Linked DNA regions of Mus musculus: region 2 is linked to region 1. A link is a contact called in ENCODE Hi-C or POLR2A ChIA-PET data. All regions are on one chromosome and are shown on one strand. The core of a region is the stretch at or near the end of the contact, and the rest is flanking DNA. Distances in the headings are between cores, read along the strand shown. Region 1 holds the start of Rbm6 (RNA binding motif protein 6). Region 2 holds the start of Amt (aminomethyltransferase).

Region 1 (3,583 bases), core at 174-2,673:
GGCTGGTTTACAGGTTTAGAGGTTCAGTTCATTATCCTCAAGGCAGGAACATGGCATCCAGGAAGACATGACTTAGGAGGAGCTGAGAGTTCTACATCTTTACCTGAAAGCTGCTAGCAGAATACTGACTTCCAGGCAGCTAGGATAAGAATCTTATTGCCTACACCCACAGTGACACACCTACTCCAACAGGGTCACAACTTCTAATAGTGCCACTCCCTGAGCTGAGCATATGCAAACCATCACACAGGGGTTCCTTTTTGTAGCCCAGACTGTACTAGAACTCACTCTGTAGAACAGGCTTGCCTTGAACTCAAAGGTACATCTGTTTCTGCCTCTGGAGTGGAGGGATTAAAGTATTGCACCATCACTTCCTGTCTCCATGCCCAGCTTTTTCCAGTGGGCATTTATGGCAGCAGCATTTATTGATATTTTATTTGTCACATATGTACAGTCCCCTCAGAGGCTAGAAAAGAGCATTGGATCTCTTTGAACTGAAGGAACAGAGGATTGTGAACCGCCACGTAGTTTTTGGGAATTGAACCTCTGGAGAGCAACCAGTGTTTTTAACTGATGAACTGTTTCTCCAAGTGTCTTTCTTTGACCTTGAAGAATCGAATTAGGCTACAATATCATATATCGCCAGGGCATACACACAAGGCACCAGGTGGCTGGGATAAGCAAACCCCTCACAATATAGACAATCTACCTGAGAACTTGGGAGTCAGGTAGATCATTAGCTGGAAGATTCTGGAAGAGGTTGCGTATCAACAGTTACTTTGCTTTCTTTCCGTTAGAATTACGATGTGCAGTTTTTGTGGCGAGTCACGCGTGTCTACATTTATTGCCTAGAGCTAGCGGGACCTGTAGAAACAAGTTTTATTATTTTTTTTTAATGGGTTGAGCTACTGAACCTTTTTACACGGATGATTTCCGCCTGGAGTGTTTGACCAGAAGTCTGTCGGAAGGTAAAAAAGGACGAGTCTTTGGGTCCTAATACTTCAACTCAAGCAGTACTTTTGCATTTATTCTCTGGACTTAGGTAGAAGGGGTCTTATTTATGTAGCCGAAAAGCCAGCAGCCCTTTGCCGTAACGGAATAAGACCGGAAAGATCTCCTCCCATTTTCTGCACCCGAACTGACAATCTCTCTCTTTCCCAAGGGGCAAGGCAGGACCGTCCCCCAGCACCTGGCAGGGTGTGTCACTAGGCTGTCTAAGCCACCCGGACCCCTTGCACACTTGCGAGGAAAACACCAGAGAAGCAGTGACAGCACTGAAGCCAAACCATAACTCCCGGCAGGCCCTGCGGAGAAGCGTGCCTTCTAATTGGGCAGTGGCTAACAGCGTGCCTTTCCATTGGGCAGCAGCTCCACCAGCCGTCAAAGCCGCTGCGCGCAGGGCACGGCGGGAGAGGAGGCCGCGGGATTTGCGGCCGTACTTCATCTCCCGGCGGGCCCAGCGCTGAAGGCGGTGGCGCGACGCCTTTGTGGAAGCCGGAGCCCACCGGGAGGAAGTTCCGGTCTCCGGGACGCTGGGTCCGTGGCGGCCTCTGAGGAGGAGGAGAAGCGGGCCGCGGCGGCTACGCTGCTTTGGTAAGGGCCCAGGCTAGGAGAGAGGGCGTGCCCGAGCTTCTGGGACGGGGTCAGCGGGCCTGGCGGCTCTGGAAATCGCGGGCCCGCGCGGCCTAGCAGCCGTGGCTTCGAAGACACGGGGCGGCCGCGGCCTCGCTCGCTTGCGAAAACAGTCGTGTGTCGCGGGAGGCGCCGCTCGCGGCAGGAACGCCCCGGAACGGTCGCGGGCCCGGGGCGGGGCCCGAGGCGGCTGTAGAATTACCGGTCCCAGCGCGGAGCGGCCAGCTGTGGGGCGAGGGACCCGCGCGTGGCAGCGGTTCTGGCGCTCAGCTCTGTGGTGCTGCAGGAGAGATTTCTTTCTCTTTCCCCTTGTGTTTGTGATCTTGTCCTGAGAGACATCACTAGATACGGAACTCTTGTGCCCTGCAAGTAACCTTGGCCGCCCACCCAGACACCCAACCAGGAAGGTGCGAGAGTTCAGAACCTGGCCCACGGGCCCGTAGAACCGGGAGGTGGGCGAGGGTGACTGGTGGGTTCTGTACCGGTTGGGCGAATGTAGGAGGAGAGTGATGTTCCCACATATTCGTGCTTTAGATTCCTTTTGGCGTTGTTAATAATGTGCTTTTCTTTTAACTTTATAATTGACGTTGAGCTAATGAATTCAAGTGTGGGGTTGCGTTTCTTAATTAAAAACAAAAGGCCTTATTTGTAGAGCACATATACTTGAGGTAGTTTGTATATTTTCTCCTCCCCCTCACCCCCACCCTAGGCATTCTTATTAATTTCAGACTAATTGGATATAAGTTAAGGAGTAGGTTTTTTTTTTTTTCTTTTTTATCCGCTTGATCACCCAGGTCATTTTCTGAACTCTGGATTGTGCCTTAGGATTGTTAGTTTTCAACTTCCTGTTGACTAAATATGTCACAGTTAACATTACTAAGCTTGTGAGAATCAAAGGGGAAAGTGTCAACAGCTAATGACAATGTGGAAAGTAACTTAGCACTAAAATACTAACTTGAGGAAACATAGTGGTTGAATCTACTGCCAGGCTTAGTGGAGTTTAATCCTGAAGTTTAGGAGGATGAGGCAGGAGGATGTCAGGTTTGAAGCGCCCTAAGCTGCATTGAGACCCTAAAAACTTTGAGTCTGAATTTTATTTAGCTCCTTAACTAGTAGTACACTTATATAAATGCTTATCTGCTTATAAAATCTATAGGATTATCTATAGTGTATGTGGTCTATAAGGCAGGTTAGGTAGGACTCAGTTCTCAACCAGCAGAACACCCTTGCTGCTCATTGAATCCAGGGCGCAAGTTATCTACCACTAGGACCAGCCTTCTTTACAGAATTTTCTTATCAGGCTTGAGTTTATTCTTACCTGCAGGTTTTTGTGGCTCTTCACAAGAATTTCTGGTGTGAGAATTATTATTGTCGTCTCCACCTTCCACCCCCCTCACCCCCCACAACATAGGGTCTTTCATAGCCAGGCTGGATTTGAATTAAACTTGCCTTAAAAAAAACTCCTAATCTTTCCACTTGAACTTTCTAGGCACTACAATTGGCAGCTGTTATTCCTAGCTAGGGGAAGGTTATTAAATATATATACTCTAGGCTAAAATCCTTTGCTACTATACTATATACTCCGCTCAAAATGTACTCTTGAAACAGAAATTTGCCACCATGCATAGATGTATAAAATGATGTTAATGACTTGGTTCAGAATCAGAGTTAAGTAGATAATAAAACTATTGAAAAGGGTTTTTTTGTTGTTGTTTTTTGTTTTTGTTTGTTTGTTTGTTTTTTTCGAGACAGGGTTTCTTTGTGCAGCCCTGGCTGTCCTGGAAGTCACTCTGTAGGCTGGCCTCGAACTCAGAGATCCACTTGCCTCTGCCTCTCAAGTGCTGGGATTAAAGGTGTGCGTCACCACACCCGGCTTGAAAAGTTTTAATTTATTTATTTGAGATAGGGTTTTACTATTCATCCCTGGCTGGCCTGGAACTGGCTATGAGGA
Region 2 (3,155 bases), core at 522-3,021, 420 kb before region 1:
ACTCATGAACACAGTACTGGGTAAAACGTACAAGGTAAGGCTCAAGGCTCCAGGCCTTTGCTCTCCATCTGTCAAGTACATCCTCACTCCTCCCATCTCAGGGGGTCTCCCCAGACTCAGCTCCCTCACTACTCAGTTCTTAGAAACTCATTTCATACTCTGAGACCTAGGAACTACTGCTTCACTCCACCCAGGTAACTCCACCCATATGCAAACCTCCAGGCTTAAAAGCTTCAAAAACCATCTTCATGATCTCGCAGGCTCCCACTATGTTCTTCAGCAATGTGTTAAAACAAACAAACAAACAAACATTGTTAGCCTTTGCCACTGGAGGGACAAAACCTGAGACTGATAGATCACACTTAGGGATCTTAGTAAAACCAAGGTTATGGCTTAGCAGGTCCAGAGCAGTGCCTTAGCATATTCCTAGAAGATGGAGAGGCTCCTGGTTTAAGGACCACACTTTAATTAGCAAAGATATGGGAAGCATGAGAGGTCAGGGTATATAAATGGTGGTCTCTGGCCTCCCAACCCAATGGAGTAAGGCTGGGATATTGCTCCAAAGCTGAATATCTGGAAATGACTCAAAAGACTCCATCAAGATAGCAAGCCCTGAAAAGCTGTATCTGACCTGTCTTTGTGCTTCTTACACTGTTTGTTTGTTTTTGTTTTTGTTTTTCAAGACAGGGTTTCTTTGTGTAGCCCTGGCTCACTCTGTAGACCAGGCTGGCCTCAAACTCAGAAATCCGCCTGCCTCTGCCTCCCAAGTGCTGGGATTAAAGGCGTGCGCCGTTGGCTGCTGATTACACTTGAGGCAAGGGTGTAAGCTGTTTACTGGCTCGTGACTGAAAACACACTTTGAGAAGAAGTAAAGTAGGCTCACCTGGTTAGGCCTTAGTTCCGCAATGTCTCCAACCACTACACTCTCCAGCAGCTTCACTCGGTCACAGCCAAATATCTTGGTCTAGGGAAAATAGGGAAAGCCCCAGGCCACTGCAATATCTGTAATCTAAAAGGCTGCAAGGCAAGCATCCTCCAGTCCAGCCCAGAAGTGACTACTGGTCTTTTGGTTCTGGAGAGGGCAGAGGTCCTACCTTCTCAATTCCAGGATCCCTCCCAGCCTCCGTGCAACCAAGCAACATCTAAAAATTCAAGGCGATCTAACACCTTACTGAGATACCAAACCAATTTCTATCTAGCAAGCCCCGGGGCATTAAAACACACCACAGGAGCAGGCAGGAGAGATCAAAGATACATCATCATCAGATCTCCTGAGTTAGCCCTCTAGAGTCCCTAACACTTTAGTCTTCTAAGATAGCCTCAAAGCTGCAGAGCTCAGTTCTGTAGACGTGGAAGAAGGCCCGATCCTCCCTGACTCACCTGTAGCATGTGGGACACATCAAAGAGAGAGCAATGCCGGCGTGTGTGCAGGTGTGAATCAACATGACTGTCACGGTATTGTACAGGCAGACTCCACCCTGCAAACGCCACCATTTTTCCTCCATGAGCTAGGTGGAAGTCATAGAGTGGAGTCCTGCGGAGCACATCCTGTAGACAGCCAGACTTAGTGCCACCAGGGCCCCAGTCACCATCAGTTTCCTTCCCCCACCCTCCAAGACCAATAACAAATTCCAGCATCCTTTATCCCACCTGTACAGAACTGAGTGGGCGACTCTGGACCAAGGGTTGTGCCTGCAGGCGAAAACCCAGAGGGGCTACCACACTGACTATCCGATGCATTGTCACCCGCAACTGGTGCGGCCGGCACACTGAAGTCACACTGAAGCCACTACTCTGCCAGGCACGCTGGGAGATGTAGTCCAAACCCAGCCTGGACAGGTCTTTCTAGTCCACAGGGGGCGGGAAGCCCATAGGGCAGGCTGGGATTTAAATTGAGGCTGACTCCCGAAGGCCTCAGGCTCTTCCTCAAGCTAATCAAAACAAGTTCAGAGCAGAATAGGCTGCCTAGAACCAGAATTGGGGGTTAGAACTCCCAGCCTCCAGAAGGTCAAAGTTCTCCAAATGTTTGAAAAGCCTGAATTACAGATTCAGGTCAAATAGCAGTGGGAGGCGGAGCAATCACTGGAGAGTGAAGCCCTCCAGGCCAGCACTGTACCCTGGCTGGCCCAGCCTTTTATCTTAGCTCTCCCTCTAGGCACAAGCAGCTGACACAGTCACATATTCCACAAGTATTTATTGATCTTGCCGTACACTAGCTCCAGCTCTAGGAACTTAGGAACACAGCTGTGAATTATGCATAGCCCCTGCCACTTCAGGATCCTCTTTGCCCAAGTGTACTGAGGACCATTGTTCCCTGAACACTGGACTATGGTAATTACCCTGTCAGTGGGGCTTAACTATGATCCTGTAGGTGAAGACAGGACCTTCAAGAGGGCTGACTGCAGAGATGCAAGGTAGCTACCAAAGGTGGCCAGACTTTCCCAGAAAACTGTTGCATATACTCGTGTCCAATTTTCCAGATCTGAGACACCTTGCAGCACGGCTTAATAATACTGCCCGGGGACGAAGCCAGGAAGGACTAGAGGGAAACAATCTGATCACAGGAAAGAGCAGTAGTCTTCCTCATTTAGTGGTTGCTCTGGGGTAATGGAGGGCCTCAGCCTCAATGAGTGTCAGTGAGACGTTGGCTTGGACGCACTCCCCCAGGGCTCTCTCAGCACCCTGAGCATGACGGGCAGAAGCAACTGAGAGAAGGGACAGGGATCGTTGGATGTACTTCATGCTGAATCTGATGACAAATAGTCCGAAGGGAGGACTCGTGCTCTGGCCCCAGCTGTGCCAACAGCACCTACCCAGAACTGACACAGAACACTTTTCAGGAGCAATTGTAGGGACTTAAGCACTCAAGCTCCCAGAAGTCTCATCTTCGCCTCCCAGGCTGGAAGCAGACAATTTCAAAGAGAGCTATTTTCTTTCTCTCCTTCCTTCCTCCTCTTTCTTCCTTTTTTCTTTCTTTTCTTTCTTCCTTCCTTTCTTAGTATGGAGTTTCACTATGTAGCCCTGATTGGCCTTGGGATTCAGTGTGTAGACCTGGCTGATCTTGAACTCACAGAATGCTAAGATGAAAGGTGTGTGCCATGCCTGGCTCTAGGACATTTTCTTTTCATGGATACAATACAAAAGGACAAGGGCTA

The links. A loop is a pair of places that touch in the nucleus more often than their neighbours do. ChIA-PET counts read pairs that join two places held with the same protein, here RNA polymerase II (POLR2A).
Region 2: a loop to region 1 is called in a map of heart, with 2.4 times the contacts of the local background. The contact joins the promoter of Amt here to the promoter of Rbm6 in region 1. A Hi-C loop is called at or near these places in 1 of 37 maps with a recorded cell type or tissue (heart). POLR2A ChIA-PET finds 5 or more read pairs at or near these places in 1 of 5 experiments (embryonic stem cell).

What each region holds. Positions count from the first base shown.
Region 1 is chr9:107,870,659-107,874,241 of GRCm38, reverse strand. Rbm6 (RNA binding motif protein 6) reads left to right here and starts at 1,423. Exons shown (of 21, transcript NM_011251.3): 1 at 1,423-1,593.
Region 2 is chr9:108,295,521-108,298,675 of GRCm38, reverse strand. It overlaps Amt (aminomethyltransferase), which reads right to left and starts at 1,771. Exons shown (of 9, transcript NM_001013814.2): 1 at 1,651-1,771; 2 at 1,381-1,548; 3 at 884-964. The coding sequence starts at 1,740. Nicn1 (nicolin 1) reads right to left here. Exons shown (of 6, transcript NM_025449.4): 6 at 2,178-3,155.